Regions from separate parts of the Homo sapiens genome. Here region 1 is linked to region 2. Evidence: chromatin loops called from intact Hi-C (ENCODE). Cell type or tissue: OCI-LY7. All regions are shown on one strand. Each heading gives the region's core, and the rest is flanking DNA. Links, peaks and the distances in the headings are about the cores only. Region 1 overlaps CECR2 (CECR2 histone acetyl-lysine reader). Region 2 overlaps CECR3 (cat eye syndrome chromosome region, candidate 3).

Region 1 (12,370 bases), core at 2,550-10,549, 230 kb after region 2:
TGTGAGCCCTCTGTACACAGACTAGTAGGTACTGGCAGCACAAACACTCACCAGATCTCTTAGAGTTCACAGTTGTGACAGGGAGGTCCATGAATCATTACAGTAATGATTATATAGTTGCCAGTTATGTAATTACAACAGTAAGTGCTTAGAAATAAAAATACAACATATTAACAGAGCATACAACCTGGGGTAAGAAAGTGACTTGTGAACTGAGCCTTCACATATGGGCTGTTTTCTCTCATAGGATATTCCTCCGTGGCTGAGTTCATCCTCTAATTTGTCCTTCTGTTTAAAATTGATCTTAACTAATTCTGCTTGTTTGTTCTTCCAGATAGTGGTTACAAAGTTATGTCCTGTTCTTTAAGAACTCCCCTTATCTAATCATTCTAACTAGAATCAAATAAACCTATGAAGAAATGTGGGCAAAATTGACATCCCTACAATGTGGTCTTTCTTTTTTTTTTTTTTTTTTTTGGGACAGGGTCTTGCTGTTTCACCCAGGCTGGAGTGCAGTGGCAGGATCCTGTCTCACTGTAGCCTCAACCTGGGCTCTAGCAGTCTTCCCACCTCAGCCTCCTGAGTAGCTCAGGACAGGACTGTGCCACCATCCCCAGCTGATTTTTAACAATTTTTTGTAGAGACAAGGTCTGTGTTCCCTGGCTGGTCTTGAACTCCTGGTCTCAAGCGATCCTGCTGCCTTGGCCTCTCAAAGTGCTGGGATTACAGGTGTGAGCCACTGTGCCTTGCCCCTACAAGTATTTATTAAATAATAGAATACCGTATCCCTGTATCTGTCTTTAATTTGCAGAGTTTATTGGCCTTGATTTTTTTCTTGAGTTAGTATTCTTTTGACTCTCTAGGATTATTATCTATCTCTTTTTTCAGTGTTAATACTGATGTCTGCTTCAAGCTGTATTATCCATTGTTAAGTAACAAATTACCCTAAAACTTAGCAACTTAAAACCACAAAAAGTGTAATCTTACAGTTTCTGTGGGTCAGGAACCTGGACAAACCACTACTGGTGTGTTTAGCTCGAGTTAGCTTACAGGTCTGTGATCAAGGTACCAGTGACAGCAGTCATCTTGAAACTTACTACTCATGTATAATACACACACACACACACACACACACACACACACACACACACAGAGAAAAGTGCTCATTTCCTAATTCTAAAGCTCAATGAATTTTCACAAACTGAACACACCTGTGTAACAGAGAACCTGGACAAGAAAGAACACTACAATCTACTTTACTTTTTTCCCTGAAGGGAATTGCCTAAAATGATGGTTCCACATGCGGTTACTGTGAATGTACACTCGTTCTTGTCTGAAGTTCTACTTTGATCTCATTCTAAAGAAAGAGAAATTTGGATAAGTAAATGTTTACCTGTTATGCCTCCAAGACTAAACTGTTCTATGCAGCTTAAAAAGTTACTTAATTTCGGCCGGGCGCAGTGGCTCATGCCTATAATCTCAGCACTTTGGGAGGCCGAGACGGGCAGATCACTTGAGGTCGGGAGTTCAAGAGCAGTCTGGCCAATGTGATGAAACCCGGTCTCTACTAAAAATACAAAAATTAGCCAGGCGTGGTGGTGCACGCCTGTAGTCCCAGCTACTCAGGAGGCTGAGATGGGAGAATTGCTTCAACCCGGGAGGCGGAGGTTGCAGTGAGCCAAGATCGCACCATTGCACTCCAGCGTGGGCGAAAGAGTGAGACTCCATCTCTTTTTTTTTTAAAAAAAAAAAAGGCCGGGCACGGTGCCTCACGCCTGTAATCCCAGCACTTTGGGAGGTGGAGGCGGGCAGATCACGAGGTCAGGAAATCAAGACCATCCTGGCTAACACGGTGAAACCCCGTCTCTACTAAAAATACAAAAAATTAGCCGGGCGTGGTGGTGGGCGCCTGTAGTCCCAGCTACTTGGGAGGCTGAGGCATGAGAATGGCGTGAACCCGGGAGGTGGAGGTTGCAGTGAGCCAAGATCGTGTCATTGCACTCCAGCCTGGGTGACAGAGCGAGACTCTGTCTCAAAAAAAAAAAAAAAAAAAAAGTAACTTCATTTAGTTGTGCATAATTCGCCTCATCTATAAAATGGAATTAGTGACAATATTCAGTAAAGTTATTATGAGGATTAAACGAAATGATGAGTGAGAGTAATCATCATGAAACACTATGCCTAGTTCCTCCAAAGGCTCAGCAGAAAACAGATTTTGACTCAACCAAGTGTCTGTATCCTTTTCCGTTGTGGTTTGCATGTTTTAGAACAGGGGCCAGCAAATGTTTTTTGTAAAGGGCCAGATAGTCAATACAGGCATGCATCACATACTGTCATTTTGTTCAGTGGCAGACCTCATGTACGACAGTGGTCACACGAGGTTGTGATAGACACAAAAATTTTTATCCCCTAGAGATATTATTGCCCTTGTAACATGCTTGCACATGCATTACTCATGTGGTTATGGTGATGCTGGTGTAAACAAACCTAGTGCGCTACCAGTCATATAAAGACCTAGCACTTACAGGCCAGGCGTGGTGGCTCACGCCTGTAATCCTAGCACTTTGGGAGGCCGAGGCGGGCGGATCACCAGGTCAGGAGATCAAGACCATCCTGGCTAACACAGTGAAACCCCATCTCTACTAAAGATACAAAAAAGTAGCCGGGCGTGGTGGCGGCACCTGTAGTCCCAGCTACTCGGGAGACTGAGGCAGGAGAATGGCATGAACCTGGGAGGCGGAGCTTGCAGGAAGCCGAGATCACGCCACTGCTCTCCAGCCTGGGTGACAGATCGAGACTCTGTCTCCAAAAAAAAAAAAAAAAAAAAAAAAAAGGGCGTGGCATGGTGACTCACGCCTGCAATCCCAGCACTTTGGGAGGCTGAGGCAGGTGGATCACAAGGTCAGAAGATCGAGACCATCCTGGCTAACATGGTGAAACCCCGTCTCTACTAAAAATACAAAAAATTAGCCGGGCGTGGTGGCAGGTGCCTGTAGTCCCAGCTACTCGGGAGGCTGAGGCAGGAGAATGGCGTGAACCCAGGAGGCAGAGCTTGCAGTGAGCCAAGATCATGCCACCGTACTCCAGCCTGGGCGACAGAGCGAGACAAGACATAGCATATACCGTCATGTACACTACATAATAGTTGATAGTAAACAACTCTTACTGGTTTCTGTATTTACTGTGCCGTACTTTAAATCATTATTTTAGAGTGTATTCCTTCTAGTTTTGTTTAGTTTTTTTGACACGGGGTCTCACTCTGGCACCCAGGCTGGAGTGCAGTGGTGCAGTCTTGGCTCCCTGCAATCTCCACCTCCTGGTCTCAAACGATCTTCCCACTTCAGCCTCCCAAGTAGCTGGGACTCCAGGCGTGCACCACCAGGCCCATCTAATTTCTTTATTTTGGGGTAGAGGTAGGGTTTCATCATGTTGGCCATGATGGTTTTGAACTCCTTTTTTTTTTTTTTTTTTGAGACGGTGTCCTGCCTCAGCCTCCCCAGCAGCTGGGACTACAGGTGCCCACCACCACACCTTGCTACTTTTTTTGTATTTTTAGTAGAGACGGAGTTTCACCGCATTAGCCAGGATGGTCTCGATCTCCTGACCTCGTGATCCTCCCACCTTGGCCTCCCAAAGTGCTGGGATTACAGGCGTGAGCCACCGCGCCCAGCCTAGTTATTTTTAAAAAGTTAACTATAATATACAACAGCCTCAGGCGGTCCTTCAGAAGAGATTCCAGAAGAAGGCATTGTTACAGGAGATGACAGCACCGTGCATGTTACTGCCTTGAAGACGTTCCAGTGGGACAAGATGTCGAGGTGGAAGACAGTAATATTGATGATCCTGACCCTGTGTCGGCCTAGGCCGATGTGTGTGTTTTTGTCTTCCTTTTGAACAAAACAGATCAAATGTAAAAAACAAAAAATTTCAACAATAGAAAACAGCTTATAGAATAAGGATATAAAGAAGGCCGCCACACAGTGGCTCATGCCTGTAATCCCAGCACTCTGGGAGGATGAGGTGAGAGGACGGTTTGAGGCCAGGAGTTCGAGACCAGCCTGGGCAACATAGCAAGACTCCGTCTCTACTAAAAAATAAAAATAAATGAATTAGCTGGGCAATATAGCAAGACCCCTGTCTCTACTAAAAAAATTAAAATAATTATCTGGACATGGTGGTGCATGCATGTAGTCTAAGCTACTAGGGAGGTTGAGGTGGGAGGATCAGGAGTTGGAGGCTGCAGTGAGCTACGGTCCCTACTGCACTCTAGCTGTGGCTACAGAGCAGAAAAAAAAAGAAAAAAATATTTTTGTATAGCTCTAAAAAGTGTTTTAGGCTGTTATTACAAAAGAATCAAAAAGTTAAAAGTTTGTGAATTTTTAAATGTCATAGTAAGCTAAATTTATTATTGAAGGAAAGGTTTTTTTTAAAATAAACATAGTATAGCCTAAGTTTACAGCATTTAGAAAGTTTACAGTGATGTACAGTCATGTGCCAAGCCTTCACATTCATTTACTACTCAGTTACTGATTCACCCAGAGCAACTTTAGTTCTGCAAGCTGCACTCATGACAAGTGCTTTATACAGATACACCATTTTAAAAATCTTTTGTACCATGTCCTTACTATACCTTTTCTATGTTTAGATGTGTCTGGATCCACAAATCCTTAACATTCCATTACAGTGGCTTACAGTATTCAGTACAGTCAGGTGCAGTATAGGTTTGTAGCCTAGGAGCAGTGGGCTATGCCATATAGTCTAGGTGTGTAGTAGGCTCTACCATCTAGGTTTATGTAAATACACTATGATGTTTCCACAGCAACAGAATCACCTAACCATGCCTTTCTTAGAACATATCCTTTATGTTAAGCAATGCGTGGCTATTTTAGGCCCTCACTTGCAACAGAGTCTCACTCTGTTCCCCAGGCTGGAGTGCATTCGACCAATCCTAACCCATTGCAGCCTCAAACTTCTAGATTCAAGCAATCTTCCTGCCTCAGCCTCCTGATCCTGAGGAACTAGTGTTACAGGTGCACACCCACCTTGTATTTTAGGCTCTGTGTTGCAGGTAATCAGCTCTGTCACTATGAAAGCAGCCATAGGCAATACAGAAAAACCAATAGTGACTGTGTCTTATTAGAACTTTCTAATCACTGAGGTTTGACTTTTGTATCATTTTCACCTGCCAGGAAAGACTGTTTTTCTGTTGTTGTTTTTTTTAATTTTTTTTCCCCACCATTAAAAAATATAAAAACCATTATTATAGACTGTTTTTTGTTTGTTTGTTTGTTTTGTTTTGTTTTTAAAGGAGGTCTGGCGCAACGTCTCAAGCCTGTAATCCCAGCACTTTGGGAGGCCAAGGTGGGCGGATCACTTGAGGTCAGGAGTTCGAGACCACGTCTCTACTAAAAATTCAAAAATTAGCCGGGTGTATTGGCACACGCCTGTAGTCCCAGCTACTCTGTAGGCTGAGGCATGAGAATTGCTTGAACCTGGAAGGCAGAGGTTGCAGTGAGCCGAGATCATGCCACAGCACTCCAGCCTCTGCGACAGAGCGAAAGTGTGTCTCAACAAAAAAGGACATCAGGCCAGATTTGGCCCTCGGGCTATAATTTTCCGACTCCTGTATTTAGGAAGCTAGTTAACTATTCCAGTTCCACTGACTCAATCTAATCTTTAAAATTGAAATATAGAAGCCACATTTCCTTTCAACCGTACTCTCCAACCTGAGGTTTTTGCACTTACAGGACAGCATAACACTGTCTACTCATGGAAATGATACTGGCCAGCATGTCCTATGTCCTGGACGCTGCCAACTGCTTCTCAAGAACACTCATTTAATCCTTCCGACAGCCCTCTAATAGAAAGTCCTCTCCCATCCTTCCATCAGGGATGAGGAATTTGAGGCACAGAGAAGTTAAATAAATTGCCCAAGGTTACACAGCTGGTAATTGAGACAGTACAGATCTGTTTCCTAGACCTCCGACTCCTAACTGCAGCCCCGTGCTGTCAATGAGAAGTACAGGAGAAAAGTGTTAAGTAAAACAGTTTTCCTTGAAAACAGGATTTTTAACTCTTTGACATACTAAGGAAGCCTGTGAACCCCATCTAAAAATAATGTTTTGAAATCATAAGATTACACCCGAACCCAATTATACTGAAAAGTAGTGAAGTATTGGCCGGGCGTGGTGGCTCACGCCTGTAATCTCAACACTCTTGGGAGGCCGAGGCAGGCCGCTCACATGAACTCAGGAGTTCGAGACCAGCCTGGGCAACATGGTGAAACCCCGGCTCTACAAAAAGTATTATACAAAAATTAGTGGGGTACAGTGGCGCACACCTGTAGTCCCAGGTACTCGGGAGGCTGAGGCAGGAGAATCAGTGGAGCCCAGGAGGCGGAGGTTGCAGTGGAGATGGTGCCACTGCACTCCAGCCTGGGTAGCAGAGTGAGACCCTGTCTCCAAAAAAGAAAAGAAAGTAAAGTATTGAAGAATGAAATTTTTGATATAGTTAGTGTTGTATTCATCTAACAGCAGAGCTAATTTCCCAAAATTACTGTCTTCAGATCTCAGTGAGCATAAGTGCTATTTGGAAATATCTGCAGTATCTATATGATTTCAGTAGAAATCAGTTATTTCTGTGGACCTCTGCTTTAAAACGTGGGTTTTGTTTGTTCTGTTTTTGTTTTGAAGACGAGATCTCACTCTTCAGCGCAGTCTTGAGTGCTGTGGCGCAGTCATAGCTGACTGCAGCCTCCAACTCCTGGGCTCAAGCCATCTTCTCACCTCAGCCTCCTAAGTAGCTGAGATGACAGGCAGGCACCACCGTGCCCATCTAAAAGGGTTTTTAAATCCTAGATTGATCTGCAGTTCATAGTCAACAACTTAGACGTAAAAGGAACCTCATCATCAAGTACAGTTTATTTTTTTACCTGAGGAAGCGAAGGCAAAACAAAACTGGTATAAGCCTGAGAGACATCGAGAATAAAGTCTCAATTCAAATGATTTTTTCAGGAATTTGTTCATTTTGTTGCCAAAATAAAGTGGTATAAAGTGGTATTTTCCTGGGTGTAAGGCGTGGGGCTGGACTCCGAGGAGGCCCCCGTGATGCTGTGGAACCCTGTGTGCCTGTATGTGACACGCCACTGGGGGCGTGTCAGTCACATGCTAGTGTTCACTGTCACACTCTGGGGACGCCCCTTGCGGCTTGGATGAAGCGTCAGCCACTGGGAAAGCCCACATGGCTGGGAACGCGGGTGGCCTTGAGGAGCTGAGGGCAAGCCTTACTACAGCTGTGCATTCTCCCCAGGAAAAACTAGGCCATTAGAAAGAATGTTAGGCAAATAATGCAAGTCACAGAAGCATACACACCAGTGACTTATTAAGTGTAAGGCAAGGAGAACCAAATAAGGATACATATATATGGAAAACTTACGAAGAAGATCAAGTGAAAGCTTATCGCAATTCAGGAAAGTTATCATACCTGGTGAGCAGGGAGAAGACAGAAGGTATGAATAAGCGCGAGTGGTGATTCTCCAGCCTTACCACACAATCACCTAAGGGTGGTTACAACACAAATCGCTGGGCCTCACCAGCGTTTCATTCCGTAGGCTTGGGCTGGGGCCTGGGAACCTGCATGCTGTGCAAGTTCTGGGTGGTGCTGATGCTGCACGCTGCTGGTCCAGGACTTCGCTGGAAGGTCACTAATCTAAGGCATTGCTCACTTTCTGTTTTTCAGCTCGATGGTGAAATGTGGATTCTTCATTTTTGACAATTCTTTGCCTTTCTCTTTCAATATAAAACTTAAGCAGAGTTTTGATTTGATGCTAACACGTTCTTTGCAACACTACATACTTTTTCTTCTATATTCTCCCTGGAATTGCAAATCTGGTCAGTGGGTTTTATGGTCCTGTATCAATAAAAATACTTTAGGAATTTAACTAGTGGCTCTTTCAGCACTTTTGTTTTCCACTGGGAAGTAACCTGGCAAATTGAGCACTGGGTGGAAAATAGGAACTTCTGATTTGCTCTTCACTGTCAAAGTAAAGCTACGATTGAATCAAACTGTGTTTTGAGCTACGGTTTAAGCAGCGTAAAAATATTTTTCATTGGTTGGGCGCGGTGGCTCATGCCTGTAATCCCAGCACTTTGGGAGGCCGAGGCGGGTGGATCACTAGGTCAGGAGATAGAGACCATCCTGGCTAACGCGGTGAAACCCCGTCTGTACTTAAAAAATATAAAAAATCAGCCGGGTTTGGTAGCGAGCGCCTGTAGTCCCAGCTACTGAGGCAGGAGAGTGGTGTGAACCCGGGAGGCAGAGCTTGCAGTGAGCCGAGATCGCGCCATGCACAAGCCTGGGTGTCTCAAAAAAATTTTTTTCATTAAATACTCATGATGATAATACTTACTGCTAAAATGTTTTTCCTTTTGTCCGTACATCTTTAGTAGAGTGCTCTTTATAGAACGCAGACTGATTTGTGCTTCAGTATGGTCTTCACCCACTGTCCTGTGGCTTACACTCTTAAACGGTAATTCATCAACATTGTATATTCAATTTTTCATGTATTTATTTATTTATTTATTTATTTATTTTGAGAGAAGTCTCGCTCTTGTCCCCCAGGTTTGAGTGCAATGGCCTGATCTCGACTCACTGCAACCTCCACCTCCTGGGTTCAAATGATTCTTCTGCCTCTGCCTCCCAAGTAGCTGGGATTAAGGCACCCACCATCATGCCCGGCTAATTTTTGTATTTTTAGTAGAGACAGCGTTTCACCATGTTGACCAGGCTGGTCTCAAACTCCTGACCTCAGGTGATCTGCCCCCCCTTGGCCTCCCAAAGTGCTGGGATTACAGGCGTGAGCCACCGCACCCGGCCTCATTTAATTTTTAATTATGGATCTAGCATTGCGTAATAGATTCCCTAATTTAGATCCCTTATAAACAAACATTTAGTGTTTTGGGTTCTCTTTACAGAAATATCTGTCATCTTTTTGGAAATGACAATACTTCTGTTAAGTACGTTCATCGTGTCTTTTTTAACATAGGCCAGTGTTTTGTAACAAATGAGGGCACCACATAGTCACTATCCTACTGAAGAAAATAGACATTTCTGTCTTCCCAGAAAGTTTCCTTTGTAGTCAGTCTTCCCCATACCTACATTGTACACCTGGCAACCACTGACGACATTTTTATCACTATAGTTGGAGCCTAACCTGTTCTAGAACTGTATGAATGGGATCACACAGTGTGAAATGAACTCACATCAGCTTCTTTCATTCACATAGTGCCTGTATGATATTCACCCATGCCATTGTTTGTATCAGTGGTTTATTCCTTTGAGGGGGGTGGGGGACTAAATTGTATCTAGTGAAAAATATATCACAATTTATTGAATCTGTTCTTGGGATGAGCACTTAGGTTGCTTCCAGTTGGAGCCTATTATGAATGAAGCTGCTGTGAACATTTGCATACAAATGCTTGTGTGCACTTAATTTCATTTCTCTTGGGAATTGCTGGCGGGTCACATGGTAAAAGTATGTTTGACTTAAACTGTGAAATTATTTTCCAAACACTTGCAACATTTACGTTTCCACCAGCAATATCTGAACAGTCCAGTTGCTTCATATCTTTTTAAATTTTTATTTACTTATTTATTTGTTTGAGACAAGAGTTTTGCTCTTTTTGCCCAGGCTGGAGTGCAATGGTGCTATCTCTGCTCACTGCAACCTCCACCTCAAGTGATTCTCCTGCCTCAGCCTCCCAAGTAGCTGGGATTACAGGCATGCGCCAGCTAATTTTTTGTATTTAGTAGAGACGGGGTTTCACCATGTTAATCAAGCTGGTCTTGAACTCCTGACCTCAGGTGATCACCCGCCTCGGCCTCCCAAAGTACTGGGATTACAGGCATGAGCCACCTCGCCCGGCCTAGTTACTTCCTATCTTTGCCAACATCTGCTGTTTTTAATTTTACTAATCCTATTGTGTTGAAAGTGGCAGCTCATTGTGGGTTTAATTTGCATTTCCCCGATGACTAGTAATGTGGAGTGGTTATTCATGTGCTTACCATAAATTTGTATATGTCTTTTTTGGTGAAATATTTGGCCAAGTGTTTTACTTATTTCTTTTAAATTAGGGATGCTTATTTAATTTATTTATTGACTTTTTTGAGACAGGGTTCCCACTCTGTTACCCAGGCTGGAGTGCAGTGCTGTGATCATAGCCCACTGCAGCCTCGACCTCCTGGGCTCAAACAGTCCTCCGGCTTCAGCCTCCTGAGTAGCTGGGACTATAGGTATGCTCCATCACACCCTGCTTATTTAAAGCATATTTGTTGTAGAGACAGGTCTTGATATATTGCCCAGGCTGGTCTTGAACTCATGGCCTCAAGTTGTCCTCCAGCCTCAGCCTCCCAAAGTGCTGGAATTACAGGCGTGAGCAGCCATTCCAGGCCTTATCAACTTTTTAAATGTTTACTAAGGAACTGTTTTATATTATTAATTTTCTTTACTCTTTGCTTTTTTATTTTATTGATTTCTCTTTTTTATTTCCTCTGTTTACTTTGGCTTTAGCTTGCTCTTTTTTTTTTTTTGCTTCTTTGGAGTACTGTTTTTGAGCCTTTTTTCAAAAAACAGGCATTTAAAGCTATAAATTTTCCCTAAAAAACTTGTAAATTTCCTTCTAACCCATAGTTGGCTGCATCCTGCGAATTTTGATGTTTATATTATTGTTTAAAACATGCTCTCCTTTATTTCTTCTGTGACCCAAAAGTGTATTATTTAAATTCGTGATTTAGTATGTTAGTGGTAATACTGTTGAGATCTGTTCCTTACTGTTTTTTTTTTGTGTGTGTGTGTGTGTGTGTTTGGTCTATTAATGAGAAGCCAGTATTAAAATCTCTCTGATTGTGGATCTATTTCTCCCATTAGTTGTGCCCATTTTGTCTCATGGGTTGTGGTGTCCTGTTATTGGATGTGTAGCGGTAGCTTTGTTATATAGTCCTGGGAAGTTGTTCCATTTCTTCTTATGTGACACTCTGTCTCCACATCTGCTTTGTCTCATATTAATCCTCAGCTTTCTCATGCTTACTGTGCCTGGTAGATCATTTTCTATCCTTTTAATCTTTGTATTTTTATTTATTTATTTTTTGAGATGGCGTCTTGCTCTGTCACCCAGGCTGGAGTGCAGTGGTGTGATCTCAGCTCACTGCAACCTCCGCCTCCTGAGTGCAAGCAATTCTCCTGCATCAGCCTCCCGAGTAGCTGGGATTACAGGTGCATGCCACCACGCCCGGCTAATTTTTTTTTTATTTTTATTTTTTATTTTTAGTAGAGACAGGGTTTCACCATATTGGCCAGGCTGGTCTCAAACTCCTGACTTCATGATCTGTCCACCTCAGCCTCCCAAAGTGCTAGGATTACAGGCATGAGCCACCATGCCAGGCCTCCTTGTGTTTTTTTAAAGTGTACAATTCATTGGTTTTTATGTATTAACAAAATTGTGCAACCATCACCACTATCTAATTGCAGAATACTTCTATTACCCTACAGAAGACACTTTGTACCATTAGCAATCATTCCCTGTTTCCTCCCACCCACTTCCCAGCGTCACTATTCTTACTGTCTCCACAGGTTTGAGTGTTGTAGGCCCATCTTATAACTGGAGCCATATGGGAAGTGTCCTTTTGTATCTGGCTTTTTTCACTTAGAGTTATTTTTCAAGTTTTAACCATGTTGTAGCATGAATCAGTACTTCATTCATTTTTATGGTAAAATAATACTTCATTGTGTGGATACACACTTAATCCTTCAGTTCATGGGTATGTACGCAGATTTTAGCTTTTGGCTGTTAGGAATTCTGCCGCTTTGAACATTTGTGCGCAAGTCTTTGTGTGGATGTGTTTTCCTTTTCTCTGGGGTGTACACCTAGGAGTTGGAGTGGCTGGGTTGGTAGTTCAGTGCAACTTGGCGAAACTTCCACAGCAGCTGCACACTTAGCCTTCCCACCGGCCGTGTGTGAGGATTCCGTGTCTCTGCATCCTGGTCAGCACTTGTTACTGTGTGTTTTTTGACGTCCTCCATTATAGTGGACATGAGGTGGTACCTCATTATGGTTTTGACTTGCATTTCCCAAGTGGCTAAGGTTGAGAAACTTCTCTGCTGCCTTCTGCTTTTTGTTCCTTTGTTGGTCCTTTAATGCTTTCTTTTAGGCACATGAATTTGTTTTAAGTGTATCACTTTATTTCCACTATTGGCTTCTTATTCTGTGTGTGTGTGTGTGGGGGGGTGGGTGTTTAGCAGTCGTAGGGCAAACAATATATATCCTTAAATTTTATCCAGAGCTATTCAGAATTTTTATTGTACCTCTTCATGCCT
Region 2 (12,370 bases), core at 1,430-9,429:
CTCTTTAACTTAGGAGTTCAAAGCTGCAGTGAGCTATGATCACACCACTGCACTCTATCCTGGGCAACAGAACAAGACTCTATCTCTAAAAAATATTTAAAAATAGGCCAGGCACGGTGGCTCACACCTGTAATCCCAGCACTTTGGGAGGCTGACGTGGGTGGATCACCTGAGGCTGGGAGTTTGAGACTGGCCTGACCAACATGGAGAAATTCCGTCTCTACTAAAAATACAAAATTAGCCAGGCATGGTGGTGTGTACCTGTGATCCCAGCTACTCGGGAGGTTGAGGCAGGAGAATCGCTTGAACCTGGGAGGCAGAGGCAAAGGTTGTGGTGAGCCTGGGCAACAAGAGTGAAACTCCGTCTCAAAAAAAAAAAAAAGAAAGAAAACAAAAATTAAAAAATAAATAAAATAAAATAAAATGGCTAATATGGTCAATTTAAAAAATAAATATTTTGGCCAGGCGCGGTGGCTAACGCCTGTAGTCCCATCACTTTGGGAAGCCGAGGCAGGCGGATCACATAAGGTCAGGAGTTCAAGACCACCCTGGCCAACCTGGTGAAACCCAGTCTCTACTAACAATTCAAAAATTAGCCGGACATGGTAGCACGCCTCTATAGTCCCAACTACTCAGGAGGCTGAGGCAGGAGAATTGCTTGAACCCGGGAGATGGAGGTTGCAGTGAGCCAAAATCCCGCCACTGCACTCCAGCCTGGATGCCAGAGCGAGACTCTTTCAAAAAATAAAATAAAATAAAATAACAGAGAGAAAGAGAGAGGCCAAATAGGCAAATATTGTAAAAAGTTTATCTTTGTTGAATCTAGGTGGTCAATTATGTGCATATTCTTTCTAACTTTCTCTATGTTTGAAATTTGCCGTAATAATAAGTTTGAAAACTAGATGGAGATGTAAAGACAGGGCCTCTCAGCTGATGGTGTTTGCCTACCTGGTTCCCTCTCTTGGTCTTCTGCCCAGATATTGGCCCCACTGCTATTCCAGCCTGGATCCCCTGAGGCTTGAATGAGTTTAGGGACTTGCTGGGCCCCTAGAATCAGACCAGGAAACACTCGATCTGGGGCTGGACAACTAAGGCAGGATTCTTAATTGGTATATTAGAGATGAAGACAAACATGTCTCCCATAAGGGCAGCCTTTGGGAGACACAGCCCCTACACAGAAAAGCGAGAGTCCCTCCTGGGCATTTCTCCCAGTGTGAAGAGGAACACAGTAAAAGGATTAGCAGCAAGGATGGACCCAGAATTTAGAGCCATTTACAAGGGTACAAAATCATTCCTGGCTACAAAGGGTAAAAATGAGAAAAGAGGGTAAAATGAGAAATGAACACGGTGGCTCACGCCTGTAATCCCAACACTTTGGAAGACCAAGGCGGGCGGATCTCTTGAGGTCAGGAGTTCAAGACCAGCCTGGCCAACATGGTGAAACCCCTGTCTCTACTAAAAATACAAAAATTAGCTGGGCGTGGTGGCACGCGCCTATAATCCCAGCTACCAGGGAGGCTGAAGCAGGAAAATCACTTGAACAAAGGAGGCAGAGGTTGCAATAAGCCGAGATTGTGCCACTGCACTCCAGCCTGGGTGACAGAGTGAGACTGTCTCAAAAAAAAAAAAAAAAAGAGAGAGAGAGAAAGAGAGATAAAAGAATAAAAGTTTAGGACGGGCGCAGTGGTTCACGCCTGTAATACTAGCACTTTGGGAGGCCAAGGCAGGCAGATCACCAGGTCAGGAGATCGAGACCATCCTGGCTAACATGGTAAAACCCCATCTTTACTAAAAATAAAAAATAAAAAAAATTAGCTGGGCGTGGTGGCGGGCGCCTGTAGTCCCAGCTACTTGGGAGGCTGAGGCAGGAGAATGGTGTGAACCTGGGAGGCAGAGCTTGCAGTGAGCTGAGATCGCGTCACTGCACTCAAGCCTGGAGAACAGAGCGAGACTCCGTCTCAAAAAAAAAAAAGAATAAAAGGTTAGCCGGGTGTGGTGGTTCACGTCTGTAATCCCAGCACTTTGGGAGCCCAACACGGGCTGATCACCTGAGGTCTGGAGTTCCAGACCAGCCTGACCAACGTGGCAAAACGCCATCTCTACTAAAAATACAAAAATTAGCCAGGCATGGTGGTGGGCGCCTGTAATCCCAATTACTTGGGAGGCTGAGGCAGGAGAATCGCTTGAACCTGGGAGTCGGAGGTTGCAGTGAGCTAAGATCGTGACATTGCACTCCAGCATGGGTAACGGAGTGAGACCCTGTTCCAAAAAAAACCAAAAAAAGTGGCAAAAATAGACTTAAAGAATTTTTTTTTTCCTTGAGATGGAGTCTCTCTCAGGCGTGATCTCGGCTCACTGCAACCTCCGCCTCCCGGGTTCACACCATTCTCCTGCCTCAGCCTCCCGAGTAGCTGGGATTACAGGTGGCCGCCACCATGCCCGGCTAATTTTTGTATTTTTTAGTAGAGACAGGGTTTCACCATATTGGCCAGGCTGATCTCGAACTCCTGACCTTGTGATCCACCCACCTCAGCCTCCCAAAGTGCTGGAATTACAGGCATGAGCCACCGTGCCCAGCCAAGAATATTTTTTGAGGATTGTAAGCTCCTTTAGGAGGAGAACCACGCCTGGCTTGCTATCTCCCCACCAGAACCCCCATCTCTATCACAGGGTCTTACACAAAACAGGTACTCCAAAAAAAAAAACTTTAAAAATTCATCAGTTCTTGATTCTCTCATCTAACCTGGTGTAAATGGCTGAAGTAGAGATGGGTGGGATCTAGGCCTTTGGACATTTGACTGCATCACAGATGCTGAGGCAAAACCCACCCGCCAGGAGACTGCTTGAATTTTCACTAGAATGCCAGTCCTAGCCTTGGAGTTATGGCTTGAGCCTAGGAGTTCAAGCCTAGCCTGGGCAACATAGGGAGACCCCGTCTCTAGAAAAAATTTAAAAAATTAATTGGGTGTAGTGGTGCATATCTGTAGTCCCAGGCAGCCAGGAGGCTTGCCTAAGCCCAGGGGTTTAAGACTGCAATGAGCTATGATTGTGCTATTGCACTCCAGCCTGGGAAAAAGAGCCAGATCCTGTCTTAAAAAAAAAAAAATGGTTAGGGCCAAGTGGGGTGGCTCACGCCTGTAATCCCAGCACTTTGGGAGGCTAAGGCAGGTGGATTGCCTGAGGTCAGGAGTTCAAGACCAGCCTGGCCAACATGGTGAAACCCCGTCTCTACCCAAAATACAAAAATTAGCCAGGCATGCTGGCGCGCGCCTGTAGTCCCAGCTACTTGGGAGGCTGAGGCAGGAGAATCGCTTGAACTCAGGAGGCGGAGGTTGCAGTGAGCTGAGCATCACGCCACTGCACTCCAGCCTGGGCAACAGAGTAAGACTGTCTCAAAAAAAAAAAAAAACAGGTTAAAACATAATAAAAATGGAGATTTTAATAGCGCCTCCCTCACTAAATAATCCCATAGGATAAAGGATGTAAAACTTCTGCCACAATGCATGATACATATATAGCAGGCACTCAAGAAAGAATAGCTGGTATTATTCTTGTTATTATTGCAACTATAGTCGATAAAGCCTTTGTAAGTACAATCTACCAGAATACATTTCTTAAGGCTAAGTTTCTTAAATGTAACAAATAAATTCCACTATCACCTTTGAAATCCATTTATCAGTCCGCTTGGTTTATTTTCCCATGTTCTTTAGGTTGAAGGGAGAAATGGGAGATGTTTGACAGAATTTTTTTTTTTTTGATGGAGTCTCGCACTGTAGCCAGGCTGGAGTGCAGTGGCACGATCTCAGCTCACTGCAACCTCTACCTCCCAGGTTCAAGCGATTCTCCTGCCTCAGCCTCTCAAGTAGCTGGGACTACAGGCACGCACCACCACGCCCAGCTAATTTTTGTATTTTTAGTAGAGACGGGGTTTCATCATATTGGCCAGGATGGTCTCAATCTCCTGACCTCGTGATCCATCCGCCTCAGCCTCCCAAAGTGCTGGGATTATAGGCACGAGCCACCGTGCCCAACCTTGACAGAATTGTTTTCGGAGAGTTCCATTAAATTTGGCCTCACCAATAGGTGGGTCCACTCTATTCGGATAAGGACTAAGTCAACCGTTATCTCTGTATTCCTTTGGGTCCAGCAATGTCAGTCACAGAGTAAGTGCTCAAAGAAACGTTTGATAAATGAAATGGAATCCATCTGAAGCCCAAGAGCACTTACCTTATATAAAGCAGAGCTCAGGGAGCCTCCCTGGGAGGTAGAAGGTGCAGGAGCCATTAATCCCATAGAAATCTGAACCGGAAATGCTCAAGAAGATGGTATGCTGGAGCTTCTGCCCTTTGGAACCCCTGACCTGCAAGAGGCAACTCCCAGAGCTTCCCTAAGATAAAAGTTTTAACTGGTGCCTCAGCCAGGGAATCTGGGTTTGGGAAAAAGACAGCAATTCAAGCTGGCTGTCTGACCAACCAACCACCATTAAGGGGTAATTTTTCGTTGTTGTTGTTTTTGTTTTATACAGAGTCTCGCTCTGTCGTCCAGGCTGGAGTGCAGTGGCATGATCTCAGCTCATTGCAACCTCTGCCTCCCAGGTTCAAGTAATTCTCCTGTCTCAGCCTCCCAAGTAGCTGGGACTACAGGCACCTACCACCACGCCCTGCTAATTTTTCTATTTTTAGTAGACATGGGGCTTCAACTTGTTGGTCAGGCTGGTCTCAAACTGCTGACCTCAGGTGATCCACCTGCCTCAGCCTTCCAAAGTGCTGGGATTACAGGCTACAGGTGTGAGCCAACACACCCCACCTAAGGGGCGATTTTATTGGGTTATCCTGTCTCTGGAGAAGGAAACAGGCCACAGTCAATGAAATTAGCATTCTAAAAGCAAGAGAATCTGTAAAGTAGAAAAGGACCTTGAGATGGGAGCATGCGTTTTACACAGGAAGGCCCAGATTTGGCCCAGTCTGCCCCAAGACCACCTAACTTGTCAGTAGCAAAGCTGGGATGAATAAAAGCTCAGCTTCCTGACTCCCTGTCCCCAGTTCTTTCCACCACTCCAGCTGGCCACTCCCAATCCCCCTGCTAAGCCAACCCACCTACAGTGTCACTGTCCCTCATTCCCAAATCCCTTACTCAATCCCCCACAGCCTTTTCCATCCTTCCTGCCTTCCTAGCGCTATAGGGTTGGCGGGGCAGAGTGCTCAGAGACCAGCAAGCTGGGATGTGGGGTCTTCCCGAGGTGGTGCAGGATGTTTTGGCTGCTTAGAGGAGGAGCAGGGCAGGCATCTGCAAAAGGCATCTGCATTTCTTACACACTCCCTAACTGCCAGGCCCAGTGCCAGATCGCAGACCCTTTGTCAACAGAGATGCCCTGGCTTTGTAAACCAAGAGGGAGGCAGAAAAAGTCCTCTAGCAACACAGACTGGCCTCTGGGGGAGGCGGGAGAGGGAATTGTCTACGAAAGTTCTCATTTAAACAAACAAACAACAAGATGAAAATAATAAGCTAGGCAAAGAGCCAAGGGGGAACAGCAAGCAAACTCCTGAAATTGCACTGTAATTAAAGCATAGCTGCCTTCCAGATTCTCAAGTGCTGAGATGGGCTGGAGGGATGTTTACTAACCTGGTCAAAAGACATCAGGGCAAATTAAGCTCATCCCAGCCTTGCCTCCAAACACTTTAGAATGCAAATGAGACATGCCAAATTTGCATCTGGGGCATGAAGGGGACCAATAAGTAACCTGTACAGGTCTTGAGCGTTTGGTGAGAAGAATCCAAACTGGCCACTGTGAAGGGAGGCACTGGGGAATGCTGAGCAGGGGGTGGGGTGGCTATCCTGTTTCACCAGAGATGATTTTTTTTTTGGTTTGGTCCAGGCCGATCTCGAGGCTAGGAGCTAGCTGACTAGCCCTCCAGGACCATGCCAATTCACATATGAGAGTACACCAGACTTAGGCCCAGGAAGATTTACATGAGTTTGTGCCAGTATTAACCCCCGGAGATGCCTACCCAATCAGAGCCATTGCGCCAAGGCAAGGAAGGCATTGCCAGGGCGTTTGCATGACAGAAACTAGCATATGGGCTCAAGAGAAACCTTTCTGGGCAGGGGGAGGGAGGGCCATACCCACATGAATCACTCTCTGGTGGTTTTGCTTTGGTTTCAGAACCTGTGGCTAAGGCAGAAGGACCAGTAGGGCCCCTGGCCGCGTTGATTTTTCTCCTCCCAGCTGCTTCTGTCTCTCTCTCAGGCTCCTGGAAACAAAACAGCTGAGCAGATAAACAAGTCACCACCTGCACCCTCCTCCCCCGTGACACCGCCCCTGTCCCCAAGTCCCACCCCTTCTTCTTGCACTCTCTCCCTCCATTCCTCCCTGAAGCCAAACTTCCGGCAGCAGCTGCAGCTGCTCTCTCCCCTCCCATGCCTGCCTCCCCAGCACAGTCCCCTGCCGCAGCCCCTGCCCCACCAATGGCAAATGAGGAACATGTGTATAGAGCCCTGGGCTCTCCCTCCTCCTGAGGCCATTTCCAACAAAACACTTGTGCTTTCTGAAAGTAAGATGTGGAGCTCTGGAGTCCCCAAGGAAAACGGGTTTATGGCATCCGCCAGCCCTGGAGCCAGTGAGTGTCTGGCCCCTTGGCCCAGAGCCCCACTGCCAGGCACAGGCAAACTGGGAGGAAGGGGTTAATCTGAGCAGAGGAGGCCAGGAGGGGCCCAGTTCCATTCCCGACTGCAGGGGATGCTCATCCCCGGGATGGAGGTCAGCAGGAAGCAGCTCAAAGAGGCCAGGAGGCCAAGGCCCAGTTTAAACACTGAATGAAGGCCACCTTTTCAGTAGCATGCACATGTGTGCATGCACACACACGTACACACTCATACACACATGTTACCATGCACATAGTATCCTCTTATTAACAACGTTAAGGTTGTCACGACAGACTCTGGGTTTGGTGTCGGAAGCCCTGCATCAGGGCTGTTTAATAAGTCCCCAGCGCCAATGGTAGGCACTATGGAGGCCCAAACTGTTGGGGAGGGGAACCTCAGAGTGCCTTCTCCCAGGGAGGGGTGTGTGTGCCAGGAGCTGGGTGATGGAGCTCCTCCAGAGCTTTTCTTGGAAGTTCAGAGTTTAACTCTGGGTTAGTAGGGCTCACCTTAGTTCTGAGGCATGTAGGTGAAGACACTGCAATTAGGAAGGTGATGGGGCAGGGGACTAGCCTGTCTTCACCCCCAGGCTTATGTCTGTCTTTCTTCCTTTCTTCCTTTTCTTTCCTTCCTTCTTCCTTCCTTTCTTCCTTTCCTTCTTTCCTTCTTCTTTCTTTTTTTTTTTTGAGATGGAGTCTAGCTCTGTCACCCAGGCTGGAGTGCAATGGTGCGATCTCAGCCCACTGCAACCTCCGCCTCCCGGGTTCAAGTGATTCCCCTGCCTCAGCCTCCCAAGTAGCTGGGATTACAGACACCCACCACCACGCCCAGCTAATTTTTGTATTTTTAATAGAGACGGGGTTTCACCATGTTGGCCAGGCTGGTCTTGAACTCCTGACCTCAAGTGATCCACCTGCCTTGGCCTCTCAAAGTGTTGGGATTACAGGCGTGAGCCACCGTGGCTGGCCCTTTTCTTTTTTCTTTTTTTTTTTTAAGAAGCAGAGTCGGCCGGGCGCAGTGGCTCACACCTATAATCCCAGCACTCTGGGAGGCCCAGGTGGGTGGGTCACGAGGTCAGGAGTTCAAGACTAGTCTGGCCAACATAGTGAAACCCTGTCTCTACTAAAATACAAAAAATTAGCCAGGCATGGTGGCGTGTGCCTGTAGTCCCAGCTACTCAGGAGGCTGAGGCAGGAGAATCGCTTGAACCCAGGAGGCGGAGGCTGCAGTGAGCCAAGATCGCACCACTGCACTCCAGCCTGGGCGACAGACAGAGTGAGACTCCATTTCAAACAAACAAACAAAAAGAAAAAAAGAAAGAAAGAAAGAAAAAGTAAGAGTCTCGCTCTGTCTCCCAGGCTGGAGTGCAGTGGGGTGACCTTTCCTCACTGCAGCATTGAACTCCTGGGCTCAAGGAATCCTCCCGCTTTAGCCTCCTGAGTCTATAGGTGCACACCACCACACCCAGCTAATTTTTAAGTGTTTTGTAGAGACAGGGTCTCCCTATGTTGCCCAAGCTGGTCTCAAACTCCTGGCCTGAAGCGATCCTCCTGACTTGGCCTCTCAAAGTGCTGAGATTACAGTTGTGAGCCACCATGCCCAGACCACATTTCCCCAGAACTCTATCTTTCCTGCTTGTGGACAAGGCAGGGGATGGATTTGGCGTCTGAGAAAGACAAACACAACCTTTAATTTGCTGACTGTCTCATACCTGTCTGCACAGCCTGCTGCTGTTTCGTGTGGAAAGTAACAGTAGCCTGGATAGCTCACAGCTGGGTTTGAAACAGTTAATGGCTGAGTGACCTTGAACAAATTACTTGACCTCCCTGAGCCTGTCTTCTCATTGGTAAAATGTTAACAATATCTGGCTCTGACTCAGAGTTAAATTACTCTTTTGTTTTTCAGGTGGAATTAAGTGACAAGGCAAAGCTAATGTAAGATACATAAAACACCAAAAACACCAAGCATTCTGCCGTGAACCCATTTGGTGCTCAATAAAATCATTGCCCTTTTTTTGGTGTTTTGTTGGAGACAAAACGGAAACACCAAATGGCTGGTGGAAGTGGTAGGAAAAAAGGAGACCAAAAACCCAGTGGCTCTGAAGAGGTACCTGCAGACCCACTGGGCAGGGTAGAGAGGAGCCCAGTGGGAACTTTTCTGCCAGGAGGAATCAGCGGGCAGAGCTCTTCTTCCCATTTGTCCAGCAGGGCTTCTCATCCTCAGCACTGCTGACATTTGCGCCAGATATTTCTTTGTTTTGGAGGCTGTCCTGTGCACTGTCGGATGTTTAGCAGCATCGTCAGCCTCTACTCTCCAGGTGAAGTAGCAAGTTGTCTGCCTCCCGCAGTTATGACAATCAGAATGTCCTGGTGGAGGGGGGCAGAATCACCCTGTGAGCTCCGCTATAGAGCTCAGAGCCCCACCTCCTTTAGGAGTCTGAGCCAAGGCTGCGTCCACAGGAGGGAGTCACTGACGGTTGGAGGACTGATATTCACCAATACCTTTCCCACAAACAAGAGATGCCTGAGAAAGACCTGGTCATGCAGGAGGTGGTGAGTGGCTACTGGAAGAAATATGGTGGCTGGGGGAGGGGCAAGGGAGAAGTCTGCCTGCGGTTGAGCAGGCTGGCTGGAGAGCCAAGGCCAGTGCCCACTAGTGACTCTCCCGAGGGGTGTTGCCTTGGTGGGCTTCCCCGCTCTGGCCTTTTGTCACCTTGTTTGCTGAATCCAGGTAAAATTTTTGACCAAATTGGAAAGCAATTCCGGGGAGTTGGAGTCAGATCTGTCCCTACCCTTGCTGTTGCTAATGAGCTGTATGACCTTAGTTGAGCCATTTGATCTCTCTGCAACTGTTTCTTGGGCTGTGAAACATGGGGGTTGGAGTCTCTGATTTCTAAGGTCCTTTTCAGCTGTAAGTTCTAAGGCCTGTGAATACCACAGTGTGATGAAGCCAACTGGGTGGTGGTGAGGGCCTTGTAAGTTTCAGTCTTACTGCAAGCCGGCGATAGAATTCTCCCCATGTCTTTGTTAAGAACTCTTGGCCGGGCACAGTGGCTCATGCCTGTAATCCCAGCATTTTGGGAGGCCGAGGCAGGTGGATCACCTGAGGTCAGGAGTTTGAGACCAGCCTAGCCAAGATGGTGAAACCCCGTCTCTACTAAAAATACAAAAACTAGCTGGGCGTGGTGGCTAGCGCCTGTAATCCCAGCTACTCGGGAGGCTGAGGCAGGAGAATCATTTGAACCCAGGAGACGGAGGTTGCAGTGAGCCGAGATTGCGCCACTACACTCTAACCTGGGCGACAAGAGCAAGACTTCGTCTAAAAAAAAAAAAGAACTCTTGTTGCTGAGAAATACTTCAGGAGTTCCTACTGTGTGCGAAGCAACGTGCTCTCTGCTGTGCATGTGGGGAGGTCTTTCCCCCTTTCCTCTGAGGGCTCATAATCTAATAACAGATAAAAATAATTCCAATAAAAGGCCATAAATGCAAAATGTCTCATCCTTTCCACCGGCTTCAAAGTCAGGAAGATCTGAGTTTGAGGCTAGGTCCACCATTAGGAGTCCTTGGGTTACTCGGCTCATTTAATCTCAGTTTCTTTACCTGTAAAATGGTCATAATAACAACTGTGTCACAGGGTTATTTTAAGAGTTAAATGAGATTATATATGGGCTGGGTGCGGTGGCTCACGCCTGTAATCCCAGCACTTTGGGAGGCCAAGGCGGGTGGATCACGAGGTCAGGAGTTCGAGACCAGCCTGGCCAACATGGTGAAACCCCATCTCTACTAAAAATACAAAAATTAGCCAGGCGTGGTGGTGCACGCCTGTAATCCCAGCTACTCAGAGTACTGCTTGAACTTGGGAGGCGGAGATTTCAGTGAGCCAAGATTGCGCCACTGCGCTCCAGCCTGGGCGACAGAGCAAGACTCCATCTCAGGGGAAAAAGAAAAAAGAGTTAAATGGGCCTGGTGCAATGGTTCACACCTGTAATCCCAGTACTTTGGGAGGCCAAGGCGGGCAGATCACTTGAGGTCAGGAGTTGGAGACCAGCCTGGCCAACGCAGCGAAACTCAGTCTCTATCAAAAATACAAAAAGTAACAGGGCTTGGTGGTGCACACCTGTAATCCCAGCTACTTGGGAGGCTGAGGCAAGAGAGTTGCTTGAACCCAGGAGGAAGAGGTTGCAGTGAGCTCTGGCCTGGGCAATAGAGTGAGACCCTGCCACAAGGAAAAAAGAAAAGATAATATTTGTAAGACAATTACCATGGTGGTTGTCACATCATTAAGTGCAAAATAATTGTTAGTGGCAAGTATTTATTGGCTATAGTGCAGCAGGCACTGTGCTAGGCCCTGAGATAGTGGAGATGAGGGACAGGACTCCTGGTCTGCAGCAACTCACCAGCAGGTAGGGAAAGAAGCAGGGAGCAATGACAGTACCCTGAGAGGGCCGTGACAGAGCCAGGTGGGAGAGGCATCGACACGGGGAGGGCAGCAGGCGCTGACTGCGGGCTCAGGCAGGCATGTGAAGTAGTGACCGCACTGCCTGTTGAAGCAGGGCCAGTGGTGTTCACCGGAGTTAAGCAGACAGAGCAGTGGGGAGGTGGGAGAAGCTCAGGTGCCAATGAGCCCGACCCTCAGTGCTTCTGCAGAAGTGAATGCAGTCAAGCAAGGTGGAGTGTGCATGGGATGATGGTAAGAAATGAGCCTGAAGGTTGGCGTCAGAAAGAAGGGACGTACACAAGAAATGTTTCCTTTATATTAGACACACTATTTCCCTTTTTGACCTAACCACCAGGCAGCTCGGAACCAACTTTTAGGTTCAAATGTTGCAGCACTTCCTTGAATCCTACTTTTCTGATGGGCTTATTCCTTAGCCCCAGCTTTCTCTAGACCCTGGATCTCAACCTTTAATCTGGTTTTGGGGTTTCTGGCACTTGTGCCATTAATGATAAACTGCCTTGAATCTTTTTGGATACACTGAACATATGTGGTGTGTAAATAAACAAATGAACTATAAAATACAAACATGCACAGATAAGAGTGAAGTCAGAGCCTTTAGAGTGCGCTACGCCAGGGCGGCAGCATCCCTGGTGCCCGGTCAGCGCCTGGCACATCATAGGAGCGCAATCAACAGCGGGTGACACAGAATGGCGGCAGAGAACATTTCACCTAAAAGAAGGCTTCTCCACAGAGCACACCAGGACGGACCCCCAGAACCACTGGCTGGCTGTATCCCACCTTCAGGTTCTTGATTGGAGACTCCTTCATGTATCGTTCACTGATCCTTGTGGCTGAAAGTCTTGTTGCTCCAGCCAGATGGCAAACTACACCTCAAGGACAGACACTTGTCATACATGCCTGTGTCCCCCAGAGCTGCACCCAGCACAGAGCTGGTCACAAAGTGGCCTCCCCAAATTTCTGTGGCTTTAGCCTAACAAACACCTGCAATTCCTTATAGCTGAACAAAGATGAATGACCCTAACCCGTTCAAGTCAGGCTGGACTCCTTCCACTCTGATCATACATTTGGTTTTACAAAGCGCTGAGCGACAGGAAGAAAGAATGGCTCTTACTGGCCGAGTTGAAGGGCTTCGAGCACATTTTTCTCAACAGCACAATCTGGCTCCCTGACACAAAAGGCAGGGAAAGGAAGGGGCAGCGGCTCCCAATGAACAGAGACGGATGGCGGCCGGGCCTCTGCCGCCACTGCTGTGCCCACTGGGCAGACCAGCCAC

Evidence for each region. Hi-C counts contacts between places; a loop is a spot of excess contacts. Peaks named below come from ENCODE experiments on the same cell type or tissue, not always from the same donor. Only the 100,000 strongest peaks of a DNase experiment are listed, where the experiment ranks them.
Region 1: a loop joins it to region 2, with 2.8 times the contacts of the local background. A loop is called at or near these places in 2 of 110 quality-filtered maps.

What each region holds. Positions count from the first base shown.
Region 1 is chr22:17,479,309-17,491,678 of GRCh38, forward strand. All of the region lies in intron 2 of CECR2 (CECR2 histone acetyl-lysine reader), which reads left to right. Among named protein-coding and RNA genes, the nearest start is that of SLC25A18, 78 kb to the right of the region's middle. In OCI-LY7, for the core only: a CTCF peak has its summit at 7,091; no DNase peak of the experiment used is centred there.
Region 2 is chr22:17,252,041-17,264,410 of GRCh38, forward strand. It overlaps CECR3 (cat eye syndrome chromosome region, candidate 3), which reads right to left. Exons shown (of 3, transcript NR_038398.2): 2 at 8,750-9,005; 3 at 4,819-6,266. Among named protein-coding and RNA genes, the nearest start is that of CECR3, 8.5 kb to the right of the region's middle. RefSeq lists enhancers at 8,765-9,350, 11,489-12,315, 12,316-12,370. In OCI-LY7, for the core only: no CTCF peak of the experiment used is centred there; DNase peaks (open chromatin) are centred at 5,721 and 6,201; H3K4me3 peaks cover 1,231 bases; H3K27ac peaks cover 2,350 bases.